Regions from separate parts of the Homo sapiens genome. Here region 1 is linked to region 2. Evidence: chromatin loops called from intact Hi-C (ENCODE). Cell type or tissue: heart right ventricle. All regions are shown on one strand.

The links. Peaks named below come from ENCODE experiments on the same cell type or tissue, not always from the same donor. Only the 100,000 strongest peaks of a DNase experiment are listed, where the experiment ranks them.
Region 1: it touches region 2 in a loop (4-fold over the local background); 24 of 110 quality-filtered maps call a loop at or near these places.

What each region holds. Positions count from the first base shown.
Region 1 is chr9:134,685,950-134,693,949 of GRCh38, forward strand. It overlaps COL5A1 (collagen type V alpha 1 chain), which reads left to right. Exons shown (of 66, transcript NM_000093.5): 2 at 4,963-5,130. Among named protein-coding and RNA genes, the nearest start is that of COL5A1-AS1, 37 kb to the left of the region's middle. RefSeq lists an enhancer at 2,841-3,631. In heart right ventricle, a CTCF peak has its summit at 3,794 (motif pointing right); DNase peaks (open chromatin) are centred at 3,792 and 5,452; H3K27ac peaks cover 1,977 bases.
Region 2 is chr9:134,446,336-134,454,335 of GRCh38, forward strand. All of the region lies in intron 1 of LOC105376311 (a long non-coding RNA gene), which reads left to right. Among named protein-coding and RNA genes, the nearest start is that of MIR4669, 71 kb to the left of the region's middle. RefSeq lists silencers at 726-1,133, 3,308-3,602. In heart right ventricle, a CTCF peak has its summit at 3,397 (motif pointing right); a DNase peak (open chromatin) is centred at 3,456.

The sequences.
Region 1 (8,000 bases), 240 kb after region 2:
CATCCATCCACTCATCCATCCATCCATTAGCCATCCATCCACCCACCCATCCATCCATTCATCCATCCATCCATTCATCCATCTATCCACCATTCATTTATCCACTATCCATCCATTCATCCGTCCATCCTGCATGTCTGTGTTGAGCTCCTCCTATGTGCCAGTGCTGCAGTCTTGCTTGTATTTCTTATCAGGGTCTTTGTGCTGCCTTTTGTGGTGCATGACACCCACGCAGAACTCAAACTTTCATTTCCAAATTATTCTCCTTCTTCCTTCCTCCTTCTCCTTCTCCTTTTTCTTCTTCTTTCTCTTCCTTTTTTTCGAGACCAGGTTATGCTCTGTCACCCAAGCTGGAGTGCAGTGACACGATCCTGGCTTACTGCAACCTCCACCACCCAGGGTCAAACGAGCCTCACACCTCAGCCCCTCAGTAGCTGGGATCACAGGTGCATGCCACCAAGCCCAGCTAATTTTTGTATTTATGTAGAGACGGGGTTTTACCATGTTGCCCAGGTTGATCTCCAACTCCCGAGCTCAAGCCATCTGCCTGCCTCGGCCTCCCAAAGTGCTGGGATTCCAGTCCTGAGCCACCGCGCCTGGCCATCAAATTCTTTTCAGTCACCTCCCTTCTTCCTTAAAACTGACCTTGCTGGCGTCCATTCCTTTATAGGTCTGGGGACCTGATGCCTGGTTATATCCTCATGAAAATGGGCCTCTGGGATGCCAGTGACAAATACTTCTACTTGTAACAGTGCAGGGGATGCAGGGGCCAACTTCTCTAACTCTGATCAACTCGGGGATGGACAAGAGGTATTCCCTGGGCAAGCGAGGCTGTGCAGGATGCCTGACCCCTAGGTGCTGGGGGTAAACACTTCTTGTAGTTTAAAGATTCTGATGCCCGTGGCCTTGTGCTGGGCCCATGTCCCATAGGTGGTTCCAGGGAGGCTCCTGGTTTCAGTGCACACAGCTGATGGGAGCAAGCCACGATGGGGAAAGGGATTGAATGCAGGGAGTCAGGTGGATACAGTCTCCGGGAGACCCGGCGTGGTGGGGTCAGGAGGCCCCACTCCACTATCCCATTTGGGGTTGCACCACCATAGCGAGGCTGCCACCCAGACTGCAGGAAGTTGCTGCTGCCAATGCCGCCTGGTGCCCTGAAGCTGGTCCCAGGCCGTGGCATGCGTGGGGGTCTGGACATGAGGATCACCTCCATATGCTGTGTCTGGGGATATGGCCCTGCTGGCTGTGCCAGGGCGGAGGAGGCTGCCACCTCCCTCTCACTGTCCAGCTCCATGAGTCTCTCTGATTGGCAGATTCTAATTTGCACCCTGCATCCTTATGCAAAGGCACCTGGGAAGTGTAGTTTTTAGCTCCCCAGACTGCAGAGCAGGATGGTGCCTAGAGGAGACAGGGCTGGAGCTTGGGTGGCCAAGGCACAGCAGGACACCTGCTATTCTCTGGGACTTCATCCATCCATCCATCCATCCATCCATCCATCCATCCATCCATCATCCATCCATCCATTCATCCATCCATCCATCCATCCATCCACCATGTGATGGACTGACCCCATAGGTGATCCGGTCATGGCGAGGGTTCCATGGAATCAACAAAGTTTTTGTTTCATGAAGCTTTCGGAGCTGGCCTTCTGTGCATCAGATGGTCGGTCTCAGGAACCTCTGGGCACAGCTGCATGGTCCTTCACTAAAGAGTAGGCACCGGGCTGGGTGTGGAGACCACACGCGTGATGCCATCTCGTCTTCACTGAGCACCTGGGCTGCTCGGTGGGTCCTCTGGGAACTGCTGGTGATGGGCCCCTGCCTGGCTGTCTAGGAGAAAAGGGCAAAAGAGAGGGGCTCTTGTTTGTTGAGCCGGGAAGTGCACGGGCCAGTGTGCGGTGGCCACTGTTGATTCTGCAGCTTCTCTCACTGGCCTTGACCCACTGGGATCCACCCTCTGGTGGGGGGTGCCACTGGCTTCAAACCCATGTCCACCTGTCCCCAAAGCTTGTGCTGTGTCCAAGTGGAGTTTTCATCCTGATGGAGGCTGGAAGAAAAGCTCCTGAAAGGCTGTGCGCCAGGCTCCTCCTGGGCTCTCCCCAACCTTTTCTTTTTCAAAAAGTACTTAATGTTTTCCTCTGCTCTGGCACAGGAAGCCCCTGGCCAGCAGGAGGGGTGGCACTAGGCCTGGGAAAGGTCTGGTGGCCTCTTAAACTTGTTGCAACAGAGATCTGCGAACATGTCCACCAAGCCTGCTGGAAAACAGCTCTTGCCTTCAGCAATGGAGAAAACAGGCTTGCGAGCCTGAGTCTGGGAAGAGCATCACGGGCTTGTTATGGTGTGAGTCCAGGAAGCCCCGGCCGGGATCCTTGCTCCCCTGCCCCGGCCGCTGCCAGTGCTGGAATTGAGTCTTAGGGATGACCCAGGGCTCGGCACTGTGTCATCTTCAGCAGGTGGACCGGCAGCTGGCGCATCCTCTCTTTCCACGGGCTGCATCCAGGCCCAGGGCTGCGCGGTGCAGCCTCACCAGGCACTGGCACTCAGCGTTTCTTCTCAAGTCAAAGGCAAAAGCCCACCAAAGCCTTCTTTGCTGGGGCCAGGTGGGAGGTGCCATACATGCCCGAGGGGGTGACAGAGCTGGGTGGGCTGTGCCCTGCTTGGCAGCCGAAAGCCACCCAGGAAAACAGAGAGGCCATGAGAGGCCTGGACGTGGGGTGTTCTGGGTCCCTGTGCCGCCCCTCCCCTTTGTCACTGTTCCCACGCCGCAGTGGGAAATCCTCAGCTTCTCCATGTTTCTGGCTTCTTGATTTAATTGGCAGAGGACTGCAGCAAAGCCAAGCTGTAGAAATGACACCGTCAGAGGCAGGGACTTCAGAACCCTGGGACCTGGGTACTGTGGAGCCTTCCAGAGAACTGTGGATGGGGAGGGGCTTCATGAATGAGAAATGCGGCTTCGATTTCCCTCCACCCTGGTCTCCTTCAGAGCCCTGCCCAGGCTGCTGTCTTCCCTGCACTGTCAGCTGGTCATGGCGGGGGTGGGGGTGGCACAGGTTCCTGTCTGTACCTCCTTGTGGCCTGCGCACCAAGCACAGTGCCCGCGCTGAGTCCCCTGGAGGGACAGGGAGTGCTGGGGAGACAGAGTCCTCCGTCTGGGTGCTCCTCTTGCTGAGGGCCTGCTGGGACAAGCAGTGACACTGCGCCATTGTCTCTGGCAGCCACCTCCTCCCGTGGCAGTGCCGAGGCTGCAGGTGCCCCTGGCTGCAGGAGTCCTTGAAAACCAGCAGAGAGGAAACCTGCGTGGCCATCCCATCTCACCTCCAAACCTTCTGCCCTTGGGAAAAAGGTGGGACTTTCCTCTTGAGCCCGTCGCAGGCTGATCACCATTCCTCCCTGGGGAGGAGGGCCAGGCCAGAGAGCGGGGAACTGATAGCTGAGGAGGCCCACACCACTGCACCCAGAGATGGGCACTGTTTAGTAGCAGATGTTGGGATCTAACTCCAATTGGCATTAGCATAAAGAGGGATACACCGGTTTCTGTCAGGCACAGCTTGATCCAGCTACTCAAACAGTGTGGCCAGTCTGTCTCTCTGCATCCTCAGGCAAGCACTCTCCACCTGCTCAGGAGACAGTTGCCAGCAGCTCCAGGTTCCTGTTCTGTGTTTGGAGCCAGCAGAGCAGGGAGGATTCCTCTTTCTCAAAGGAAAAAAGCCCCAGGACGGAGCTTCCTTATCCTGGCTGGTCTCACGTCCATCCCTGAGCTGACCGTCTGGGACAGGGCGGTGTCATGCTCTGATTGGCCAGCAGAGGGGGCACGGCCAACCCCGTCCACATCTACTGGGCAGGGCAGTTGCCGGCTGCTGGGTTCCTCCAACTCCCAGGCCGCCCCAACACACACCATTCTGTCGCTGTGATGCCAACTTCGAGTTTATTTTCTCTGCCGGGACTCCCAGGGAGCCTCTTGCTCGTGGGCACAGGAGCAGTGCTTTTCCCATAAAACTGACCTTGTTCAGGGCAGGTTCCTGGATTCGCGCCTTGTGGTGGATGCAGGTCTGGGGTCCTCGTGGTGTGGGGGAAGGAGGCTCTGGCAGATGGGGCCGTCTTTTGTGTTGGAGGGTGACCATTGAGCTCCCTGGTAATGATCACGGCTTCAGTGGCCAGAGGTCAGCTTATCCCCTTGCCCTTCCCTGAGAGCCCCTGGATAGAGGGTCAGGAACCTTCTGGAAGGGATGCGGGGGCTGCCCCTCCCTTGTTCTTGGCTCTGCATGGTCTGGCGATGTGGGCAGGGGTCTTCCAGGGCAATGGAAACTGCACACCCGCTGTAAACGGTCATGGGAAGGCGACAGACAGTCCAGGTGGATAATGACGGGGGGATAAACTAGGCCAGTGACATCCCCGTGACCTCTGGAGGGGCCTCAGGTGGGGTGAAGGTTCTCAGGGCTGCAGGGCAGATGTTGTGACCCACCGGTTCTCCTGTGTCATTGCACAGCACACCATAAGGCGGTCAGCTCCGCAGTGGGCCTTCTGTGGCCTTCCAGCATCTGCCTGGGCTGCTCTCCTTACGTGGCCAATGAGAAGAGGTGTCTGGGAGGCTGGGTGTGTGGCCCCTGCCAGCCTCAGGAGCCACGAGAGCGCAGTGAGGAAGGAGGGCGTCGTCAGAGCTGGGCTAGCCCGGGTCTGCCCCTGGTGTGTGGCCGCTGGTGGGGACAGGGATGGGACCCTCTGGGCTAGCCTGGGTCTGCCCCCGGTATGTGGCTGCTGGTGGGGACAAGGATGGGACCCTCCTCCGCAGCGTGGTGCCCTGCCTCGCCCAGCACGCGGCTCTAAGCTGGTCCTGGGGCTCTTCTGAGTGCCCAGGATTCACAGTGGTGGGGGTGGGGGTGCTTCCTGTCATCCCAGCTTCCGGGTGTTCCCAGGTGCTCCTTTCCTCTCCGTGGCTAACTCTGCTCCTCCTCTGTCATTTCAGCTCAGCCAGCAGATCTCCTGAAGGTTCTAGATTTTCACAACTTGCCTGATGGAATAACAAAGACAACAGGCTTTTGCGCCACGCGGCGATCTTCCAAAGGCCCGGATGTCGCTTACAGAGTCACCAAAGACGCGCAGCTCAGCGCACCCACCAAGCAGCTGTACCCTGGTAAGTGCCGCACCCTTCTGTTTGGGGCGGTGGGTCCCGTTGGCCCTCTGGCCTCCAGCCAGGAGCAGCGCTCAAGCCTGCGTGGTGGCAGAAGCGGGCTCAGCTTTCCAGGAAGCCCCTCTCACGAGCCCGGCTTCGTTTCACTGTAGTGAAAAGGCAGTTGCAACAGTGGGATTTTGTCCTTCTGGACGGGACTGGGCTTTGTCACTGTCCTTCTCTGCTGGATGTGGGTGGGTGGGTGTGGCCCAGTGCCCTTGACCTTCTATCAGCTGTGTCTCTGGTGGTAGCTGGGCCGCCAGGACTCCAAGGGCAGAAAGAGTCGGATGGGTCCTGAGGGATGAGGTTGAGAGAAACCTCGGGGTCGTGGGAAAGGAAGCACTTCCAGACAGAAGCTTAACCAGGGGCAGTGACATTAAGAGACGATGAATCAAACGTCGTGACTCCTAGCAAGAGCATGGGAGGCTTTTAATGAGAGTCAACTGCTAAATGCCGGGTCTCTGCTTTTAATTACATGCCCGGAGCGGGAAGCAGCATTAGCTCTAAGATACAGCATCCAAGTTGTCCCTGTCACCCAGTCGTGGGGCGGCACCTGCCACAGTTAATTAAACCCTCTGGGCTTATCTGGACGTGATTAACGAGCTGTTGATGGAGAACCTCATCGCCTTGACCCAGCCACTTGCTCATGGCCTGGACTAAAATGAGCTCCTCTTTCTGATTCAGATGAGAAAGGGACGGGGGATGTAGGGCAGGTGAGTTCACTTTATGAGATGCTCTGTAATTATTAGAAGACAGCGCAGCATCTTTTTGGTGGACCTGGAGGTGACCCCGGCATTGAACCCACGATCAGGGCAGTCTTTGAATGCTCCGTGGTGTTTCTGATGATCGTGTCCCCACGGGGCCCCTGAAGGACACCCTCTTTTGAGGGGCTGTTTCTGCTTCCACAGACGTGCTCTCTGTACACTCATCCCCAGCCATTGCCCAGCCCTCCTTTACATCCATGTGACCTTGAAGAGTTTGTCTCTGAGAGAATCTGGGCAGTTCTTTTCAAGAATGTTTTTGAGAACGAGTTATTTCAAGAAACACCTTCGAGGCACCGAGTCTCTGCCTTGCAGCTTGGTGGAGGTGAGGTGAAGTGGCCTGGGACCCCTGGCAGCCCATATTCTCTTAAACAGCCCACCTCTGGGTACCAGAGTGGCCCTGGGCTGTGGATCCCCAGCCTCAAGCGTGTGGAACTCATCGGCTCAGACAGCCTGTCCCCGCAAAGGACTGCAGCGGTTTCGTTTCTCCAGGCCTCTGGAGGAGCGTTCATAAGCTTCTGGGAGAGCATCTCTTTTGGAATTAGCCATGGAATCCTCACTTGGACCTTGGCCCAGAAATTGCACCCTTTTCTGCCCCATGACCCCCGGTTTAGAATTCGTGACCTAGAGATCCTGGGAGGGCTGGTCCAGGGAAGGGCTTAGAGAGCTGATTGCCGAGGACCACATGGACTCTGGGTGTGTGACACGCTGAGGGGCACCCTGGGAAGTAAGCGCTCCTGCTTTCCAAGGGGATCTTCAGCCACTTTGTTTAATCTTCTCTGTGTCACCCAATTCTGGGGTGTGGGCACCACACACTCACTGGACTTTGTCCTTCTCTGCTGGATTATCTTGTGGCCAGAAATATTACAGTATCTCAGGAATACGGGCTAATTATTGGATAAATAATCTAGGATCAGCTGGGCGCGGTGGCTCACCCTGTAATCCCAGCACTTTGGGAGGCTGAGGCAGGCGGATCACTTAAGGTCAGGAGTTTGAGACCAGCCTGGCCAACATAGTGAAACTCCATCTCTACCAAAAATACAAAAATTAGCTGGACGTGGTGGTGCGCGCCTGTAATCCCAGCTATTCGGGAGGCTGAGGCAGGAGAATCACTTGAACCTGGGAGGCGGAGGTTGCAGTGAGCTGAGATCGCACCACTGCACTCCAGCCTGGGTGAGAGTGAGAATATGTCAAAAACAAAAAAAAAGGAAAAGAAAGAAATGGCTTGGCCTTCCAGCAGTTTCTGCATAGCAGGCTCTCTGTGCCTCTCTCAGCAGGGACCCCATCCCTGAGCAGGGCTCTTATCTACAGATCAGTTGGTTTCCATGTCTGTTTCCGGCTTTTAACCAGATGCTAGGTGAGCGAGGTTACCGTGACACAGTGAAGCAGTGAGCCGAGATCGCGCCATTGCACTCCAGCCTGGGCAACGGAGTGAGTGAGACTGTCTCAAACAAAACAAAACAAACAAAAAAACCAACACATAATCTAGGGTAAATTTCTGAATAGTCTGCGGGATTTTTTTTTAAGTCCATGTTTTTTTAAGTTTTCCAAAGTGCTTCACTTGCTCTTCCAGAGCCTTCTGTGAATTAGCTTACAGAGTAGAGTGGGTCCACATAAGCCAATTGCCCCATTCATGGCAGATGAAGCTGGAGGTTGCTTGGGAAGTATTGAAGCAGGGCTGTCTACGGAGTCCCTTCTGCAGGTCCCAAAGTGTTGGGTTGGGACCTGCAGAGGTCCCAAGGGACACTGTTGGAGACCAGTGTCATAGGACATCATTTGCCTTTGAATTGACGCCATACCCCGCCTCGCCCCTTCCGCCCGGCCCTCCGAGCAAACTCGCCACCTGTCCTCTGTTGCTCGGACTCTGTCCACCCCACTTGGCTTGTGGGCCCCTCAGTGGAGGGACTCAGAAGCTCACTTCAGGTTTTCTGTTTGAGAAGTGCTCAGTGTGTAGGGGCCACACACAGGAAAGGGCTGTTTGCTTGGGACCGACACGGTCTCGCGCCAGCCACTCGTGTGGGTCAGCCTAAGCGCTAGGGGAGCTGGAGCTGCACCATGCCCTGTCTCGGGGAG
Region 2 (8,000 bases):
GCCTCAGTCTCCTGAGTAGCTGGGATTACAGGCACATGCCACCATGCCCAGCTTTTTTTTTTTTTTTTTTTGTATTGTTAATATAGACAGGATTTCACCATGTTGGTTAGGCTGGTCTTGAACTCCTGACTTCAAATGATCTGCCAGACTTGGCCTCCCAAAGTGCTGGGATTACAGGCGTGAGCCACCACGCCCGGCCCAGTGAAGTGACTTTTGAGGCTGACTGCCCCCCCAACTCCTTCCCCCTCACCCCCTCCTACACTTCTAAGGTTGGGGTGCGAGTCACTTGAGGATCCTGGCCCAGGTGTGGAGGGGGACGCTGCTTCCCACAGTGCTCGCTCACGGCAGGTAACTGTGGAAGAACCGTAGCCCAGGTTCTTCCTGGGGGGCTGGGGGGCTGCTGGATTCCACCTGAGCAGGCCCAACACCCACCTGCCCAGCAGCATCTTCTTTGCACCACTGCACGGCTGCTGAACGCGGCCCTCACGCCCTTCTCACATCTGCCTGGCCCTTACCGGCGTAGCAACGTCCTTCATCTCCAGGGGCTTCATGTTGTCCTCCCAGCAGCTCCGTGAAGGAGGAGGGGCAGGGGTGACAAGCCCAGGTTCACAAAGGAAGCAGGGCTGGAGAGAGACGGGTCTCACAACCTACACAACAGTGTCAGGACTCTCAGGAAGATTGTCTTTGCTGGTCAGCGGTGGCCTTGTTCCCACAGAGTGATCAGAGAGGGGCTTTCCTTAAGGGCTTCAAAGGGAAGCCAGGTGGGCCTGTAGCACTTCCCTGCTCTCCTGCTGCCCGTCCTGGAAGGAGGGAGGCGCTTTTGGGAAGCTTCTCGCTGGGCTCCTCTCGCCCGGCACTCACTGGGGTGCAGCTGTCGGAAGCAGCATGTCCACCCTCCAGCACACACGGCACATTTGCCACCGCAGGCCTGTTCCCTGGTAGCTGTCACAGCTGGGGAAGCTGAGGCTGGTGCATGACCAGCAGTGGTCAGGAGTGCTGCTCTCACCTGGGAGCAGGAGGAACACGTAGAATCTGGAGCAGCACCCTGAGCGAGTCAGGTGCGGAGACTCAGTGCCCTATCACCCAGAGGGAGGAGGATGCGGCTGGTGGGGCACCAGGGTGCTTGGGCCCAGCTGTGGGGCTTCCTCCAGGCTGAGTGGGGTGGCGGTGGGCAGGGGTTTCTCTGGAGTCCTGGCCCTGGACCTGCTGAGCTGGTGATCACTGTTGCACATGCCTGTGACTCGGTTTCCCCTGTTTGGTGTGCCCACTGTCTGTGGGATGGGCATGAGACCATCACAGGGCTGCTTGTGGCAAGTCTGCCTCCACAGTTCAGCTCTTGCATTTCAGTCTGAAAGGTCCCCCAGGCTCAGCCTGTTTGGGAGCAGCCTGTGTGCATTGGGGTAGGGGGAAGCAGAAGTGGGGTCCCAGCTCCCAGACACTGCCCACCTGGAGAAGCCATGGCCTGGCTTCCAGGCCCAGTGCCAGTGAACACGCCAGGAGTTGTGGTTGGACCAGGGCCTCAGCTTGACACCCGGGGAGTATCTCACCCCTCTCTGGTTCAGACTCTTGCTGTTGCATAAAAATCCCCCAAGTTCTTGGTCAGTAAGACCTGGGTTAGTGGCCCCAGGGCCAGGGGACTGAAGTAGGGGAGCTTTCCTAACAGACAGGCAGGGTTTGGGGAAGATTTTTCCTTTGTTGGAGGTTGGATGGGGTGGGGGAGGGGAGCAGGAGGACATGGGCTCTGCAGACCCTCTGTATCTCAGGTAGTGGCCAGGAGCCAAGGGCCCTGCTGGTGGTGCTGGCCTGGAATCCAGTCCTCGGTCTCTTCTGCTCTGCCCCTGCGAGATATAAGTGTGGGCTCTGGAGTCACTCACGTCAGCTCCCTGCTCGCTCACCCAGAGCCTCAGTTTCTGCCCCTGTGGAATGGGGCTAATCCTAGCACCTTGCTTGTGGTGCTGCCTGAGCCAAGACCTGCAGTGGCTCCCCTCTGGCATCACTCCAACACTCAGTGAGGGGCAGCTGGGCGAGACTGAGAGCGAGAGACCTTCCAGGTGCCGGGCTTTGCAGCCTCATTGGCCTTTTCTACTAAGGTCCTTTCTCTGGGTGCCCAGGGACGTGGGTGGCTTGCACAGAAGCCATGACAAGTGTGTGGGTCTACTGAGGACCCAGCTGCAGTGAAGGGCCTGGGAGAACCGGAGGTGCATGTGCTCAGGGAGTCTAACCCAGCTGTGGGGCAGAATGTCACAGGGCTGGTAGTGAGAGTGGAAGGTGGGGTCACCTGGACTGCAGGTGCCTGGGGCCAGCCAACTGCAGACTGTCCAGGGAATAGAGGGCCAAGGTGTCAGTGTCACTGGAGGGCATGTGGTGGCAGGGGGCCCTGGGTGGGGACACGTCAAAAGGGCAGGACCCAGGAATTTTCCAGTAAGTACAAACCTAGTGAACTTTGGGTGCAACAAACAAGCTACTTGAGTTACAAACAATATACTTTAGAGAAAAGCAAACAATTTGCCAAAAAACCCCAAGTGAACTAGGAGCAAATGGAACATGGATTGAGGGGGCCATACAGCCATTTGACCATTCTAGTTGGTAGCAGGGGCTGCTGACAGCACTGTGATGAGAAGGACTCTGAGGCTTTGTCTGGGTGCAGCAGACACAGGCTTGATGGGACTGTCACTGTGCAGCTGTGTTCTTCATTGGGTGAGTTGGAAAGCGAGGGTGTGGGAAGGCAGACAGCTTAAAGGTCCAAGGCCAGCAGACTTTGTTCCACTGTCCTCCTGAATTTGGAATTTGGTGGTTTCTTTCTGTTGGACATGTCACCCCTCTTGGGGCTCTAGAAACTCCACCAGTCCCTGAACACCCACCCTGCCCCACCCCACCCCCGACACATAGGCAGAGACCTTGGTTTTGTTTGGAGAGTTACAACAGCTGATAAAGCTGGGTTGCAATTTTCTGAGTCCCCACTGGGTGGCAACCTCTAATTATTCCAAGTTTTAGGGTTTAGAAAACGAAAATACCTTACTGAAGAAATTCAGTAAAACCTATCTTTGCCGCTGAATTATGTGGATGACAGCACTGAATTTTGTCATGTTCAAGGAAGGAGGCATCTCATGGACCCTTTGTCTTCCCTGCAAGGGGCTCTGTTTCCTTGGCATGCAGGGCAACACTTGATGGGAACTGTGGCAAAAGCAACTTCCCCAGAGGTCAGGATGCTTGTGAAACCTCATCACAACGGAATATCCTCAGCTTGCTCCCCCAGAGAGGCCATGGGAGCTGTATGCAGGGTCAGCCCTACTTGGGTATCTTTAGTATACACAGAGCGAGGGGAAAACATCCTAAGGTGCCTCCATCGGCTCAGGACATAGCGGTCCCTGGTGCCGTGGCTGTCAGCATCCCTATCCACCACCTGAGGGCAGTGTCATCCTGCAGAGTGCACCCGGCAACCAAACTGGTGGCCCCTGCTGACTGGCTAAGCTCTGATGTTTCCCTGGCAACCACCTCCCGGCTCCTCCCTCTCCCATTTGCCCAGCCCTGGAACATGCTGCTTAGTTTGATTTGCAGATGCTGCCTTTTTGCTCTCTGTCCCCATGCTTAGGGGCCAAGATGCTGCCCCAGAATGGACCGTGGCGGGCTGTAGAAGCAGGGACGGACCCGCATATGAACATCCCTGATTCCGTCTTAGCTGAAGGGTCCTCCTTTTCCTCCAGTGCTTGTGTTTCCCACATCCTGCTCTGGAAATGAAGAGCAAAATACAGAGAAGGGGCTTTCAGGGCCAGGAGTGAAGGCAGAGAACTGTGTGATGCTTCTGCGATTCCCCAGGCAGAGCCCCTGCACCCCTCCTTGCCTGCTGCCCATCTCATGGGCTGGGGAGAGTGCCCTTCCCCTGCTTGCTGCTGAGGGGAGGGAGGGGATGCAGAACACTGTGGTTCAGAAGCATGGAAGTGTGGTGCCTGGGACATCTGCCCTGATTAGTCCCAGGGGAGATTTGTGGTGGTCCTTCTGGAGCAGACCTTGTCAACTACAAAGCGACTATGAATTCTAATGAGTTGAACCCCACTGGGACACAACTAAGTTGTCCCCAGAGACTGCAGGAAGCCTCAGGAGGGTGCCTTCTGAGGTCAAAGGAAGACAGAGGGGAGAAAGTGGCATGCCTGGGGCCTGCTTGTGGTGCCTGGCCTTGAGGCTGGTGGATGCCTGCATCTGGAGCTGGAGCCCTTGGTCCCAGATAAGCATGTGAGGAATCAAGTCATGGGGAAGGCAGTGAGTGTGGGAGGTGGTGGTGGGGTTGCTGATTTGGACAGCATGGCAGGTGGGGCCTCCACGGGAAGCCGACCTGTCCTAGTCCACTTGGGCTGGGTGGCTCACAGACAGCAGCTTATTGCTCATGGTCCTGGAGGCTGGAAGTCCAAGATCAAGGCACCTGCGGATTTGGTATCTGGCAAGGGCCCATTGCTGGTTCAGAGCTGGCTGCTTCTGTCTGCATCCTCACATGGCAGAAGTGAGCAAGGCAGTTCTCAGAGACTTCTTTTATAAGGGTGCTCATCCCACTCATGAGGGCAGAGCCTCCCAGAGGTCCCATCTCCCAACATCATCATCTTGGAGGTTAGGATTTCAATGCATGACTTTTGTTGAGACACAGATATTCTGTCTATAGCACAACTACACAGCAATACAGGGAAAGGCATCCCAGGCTGGGGGAACAGCATATACGAAGGCTCAGAGGCAGGAGAGAACTGAGGTGTGCAAAGAGTAACACAGAGACACATGGGGAGAGAGGCTGGTGATGAGGCGGGGACCATTGGGGCTGAGGGTTCTCCATGTTGCCCAGGCAGACATGTGCTGGAATTGCTGGATGTATCGCCCAGACATCCAGCAATTCCAGTGCTTCTTCTCAATCCCCCTTCGAATGCCTCTTTCACCTTTCACAAACGTTTCCTCCTGCTCAGGAGGCTTGCCTGGCCTGTGTCTTTGCTCCCTCCTTCCCTTCCCTCTCTCCCTCCATCCCTTCCTCTGCCTTATAGACTCCTCCCTGAGAAGAAGGCCAGCTCCCAGTCTTCCCAGTCTTCCCCTCCCTCAGGCCCAATCCAGCCTGAGCACGGTCTGGATTTAGTCTTTAGGCTTGGTCAAGAGTGTGTTTGCAAACCTCTTCACTCCTTGCTGGCTAGAGCTTCCCATCTTCTTAACCAGGTCCCCTGAGACTCCAAGGCAGGCACCCACTGGGGCTGATCACATGAATAAATTGGGTGTAGTTCCAAGAGGTGGGAACTGTGGTTTTGTAAATTTCACAAGTTGTCTGCATTTCACAAGTGCACAGGTGTACCATGGTGAATCAGAGGCTCCAAGGCAAGGCTCATGGTGTTTAGCCCTGTGCATACACCACCTCATCTCCCTACCCATCTATTCACCCACCCACCCATCCATCCATCCACCTACCCATCTACCTACCCACCCACCAATCCATTCATCCATCCATCCATCCATCTACCCGCTTACCAATTTATCCATCCATCCATCTATTCATCCATCCATCCATCTACCCATCTATTCACCCATCCACCCATCCATTCACCCATCCATCCATCTACCCACCCACCAATCCATCCATCCATCCATCCATCCATCCATCCATCCATCCATCCATGCATCCATCCATCCGCTTACCAATCCATCCATCCATCCATCCATCCATCCATCCATCCATCCACATCCACCTACCCACCCACCAATCCATCCATCCATCCATCCATCCATCCATCCATCCATCCATCCACATACCCTCATCCACCCATCCACCCATTCACTCACCCAGTCATCCATCCATCCATCCATCCATCCATCCACACACCCATCCATCCACCCAACCACCCATTCACTCACCCAGTCATCCATCCATCCATTCATCCATCCATCCACCCACCCACCCAGTCACCCATCTGTCTACTTATCCATTCACCCAGTCACCTATCTATCCACCCAGCCAACCCACCCATCTATTCATCCATCCATCCACCCTCCCATCCATCCACTCATCCACCCACCCACCCAGAATTCATCCATCCACCTATTCATTCAGCAAATACAGACTGGAAATTGCATGGATTAGGTCCTGTACTTGGCTCCAGGAGAGAGCAGAGTTTGCAGAGTCTGTTCAACAGAAATCCAATGTGAGCCATATATGTAATTAATTTAAAATTTCCTAGTAGCCACACTAAAACCAGGTGAAATAAGTGTAATATTTTATTTAACCCGATACATAAACAATATTATAATTTCCACATGCAATCAATATAACAATTATTGAGATATTTTACATTCATATTTTGGTGGCAAGTCTTTGAGATTTGGTGTTTATCTTAGCCTTATAGCACATCTCAATTTGTACAGGTCACATTTCAGGCTCTCGAAACCACATGTGGCAAGTGGCTTGTGCATTGGACAGTGCAGGTCTAGAATATTCTCATGGTGTTGCATGTGGGCAGCAAATGTGGGCTGATCTGTGCCATGAGGAGGCCATAATCAAGGTGCGATGGGAATATGGAGGAGAGGCAACCATGGGTAGAGGAGGCTGAATGGCTTCCCAGAGGAGGCAGCACTGGAGCAGGGCACTGACGGATGAACAGGAGTTCTTCAGGTGCGAAATAGGGAAAAGAAAATCTCCCAATTCCCTGGTGCCCCAAGTAGGGCTCATGAAGGTCCAGGTCAGCTTGAAGAAACCAAGGGCCTTTAATGACCTCCCCACCAGGTGCTCCTTATAGACCCATGGTTCAAATCATCTTATTCCTGCCCCCTGGGCCAGTGTTGACGTTTCCCCATCTTATAGTGACGAACACTGGGGCCTGGAGGTCCAGCTGCTTACAGCCACGGTTTTCAGAGCATCTACCATGAGCTAGAGCTCCACCCCAGATGGTGGGGTTGGAAGTACAAGGAGAAAAGGAGGTGTGGAATAAGGCTCCTTGCTCTGAGCCCGTAAGCTCCCTCTGGGTGGGGGCTCTGTGGGTTGGTGCTGGGAGACTCGCTGTCCCGCTGACCTGCCTTCTCCCATAGATGGTGGCCCTTGAGACCACATGGAACCAATTTCCCAATTAAGCTAATTGGAAGAATCATGGCATGCCTTTCTGGTTATCGGCCTGGGAGGGCAGAATGGTGCCTGCGTGCCGAAGAGTCCATAAACGTTGAGCTATGCTGGCCAGACCATTGGACGGTATCACCTGGTCCAACCACTGTTTATGAGGACTTCCCGAGATCACTGAGGCTTTTAGGCTACTGTGCGTGTGCCTGTGAACTTCCAGGCCCTGTACCTGCATGTTATAGGAGGAAGTGCTGGGGTGGGGGGCTGTGGAGGGGCTCCTGAAACTTGTCTATAACCAGGCATGGCCATCTGGCTCTCACTTGGGTGGACTTTCTTAGGTCTAACTGCAATCTCTCTTGCTGCTGACTCAACATGCCCCCTCCCCCTCCCGAGTGGTTGGGGCCCCAGGTGAGCACTGGCCGGCGGGGCTGCTCACGATTGCTATCCAAGACCAGCCTGGAAAGCTGCCATTTTCATTAAAACCCTTAGACATGAATCTTCCAAAATGTTTCTATGAAGAATCCAAAGGAACCCGTGTCAGGGACATCCTTAGCTGGATGGGCAGCCTGGGAGCGGCGGCATGGGAGCAGCAGCATGGGAGCGGCCGGCCTGGGACAAGCTCCGTGTGACCACAGGCTCATCCTTTCTGCTCACTCGAGGTCTCGGCTTTCCCTTTTGTGGAAAGAGGGAGTTGTTCTGGAATCCACACCCTATGGTCCGTGTGATTTGGTGGGGGCAGCAAGGAGGCCTCCCCCTCCCCTAACACTGCCTCCCTGCTGCCCGGGATCACAGCCGCTGGGCTCCGTCCTGAGGGTTTAGCACTGCCCTCCCCTTTCTCAGATGCTTGCTGCACATTTCAGGGTGGAAAGGGCCCGACCTCATTCTTTCTGGGAGTCCGAAGAGGTTTGAGCAGGGCCCAGCACGTGGCCACTGC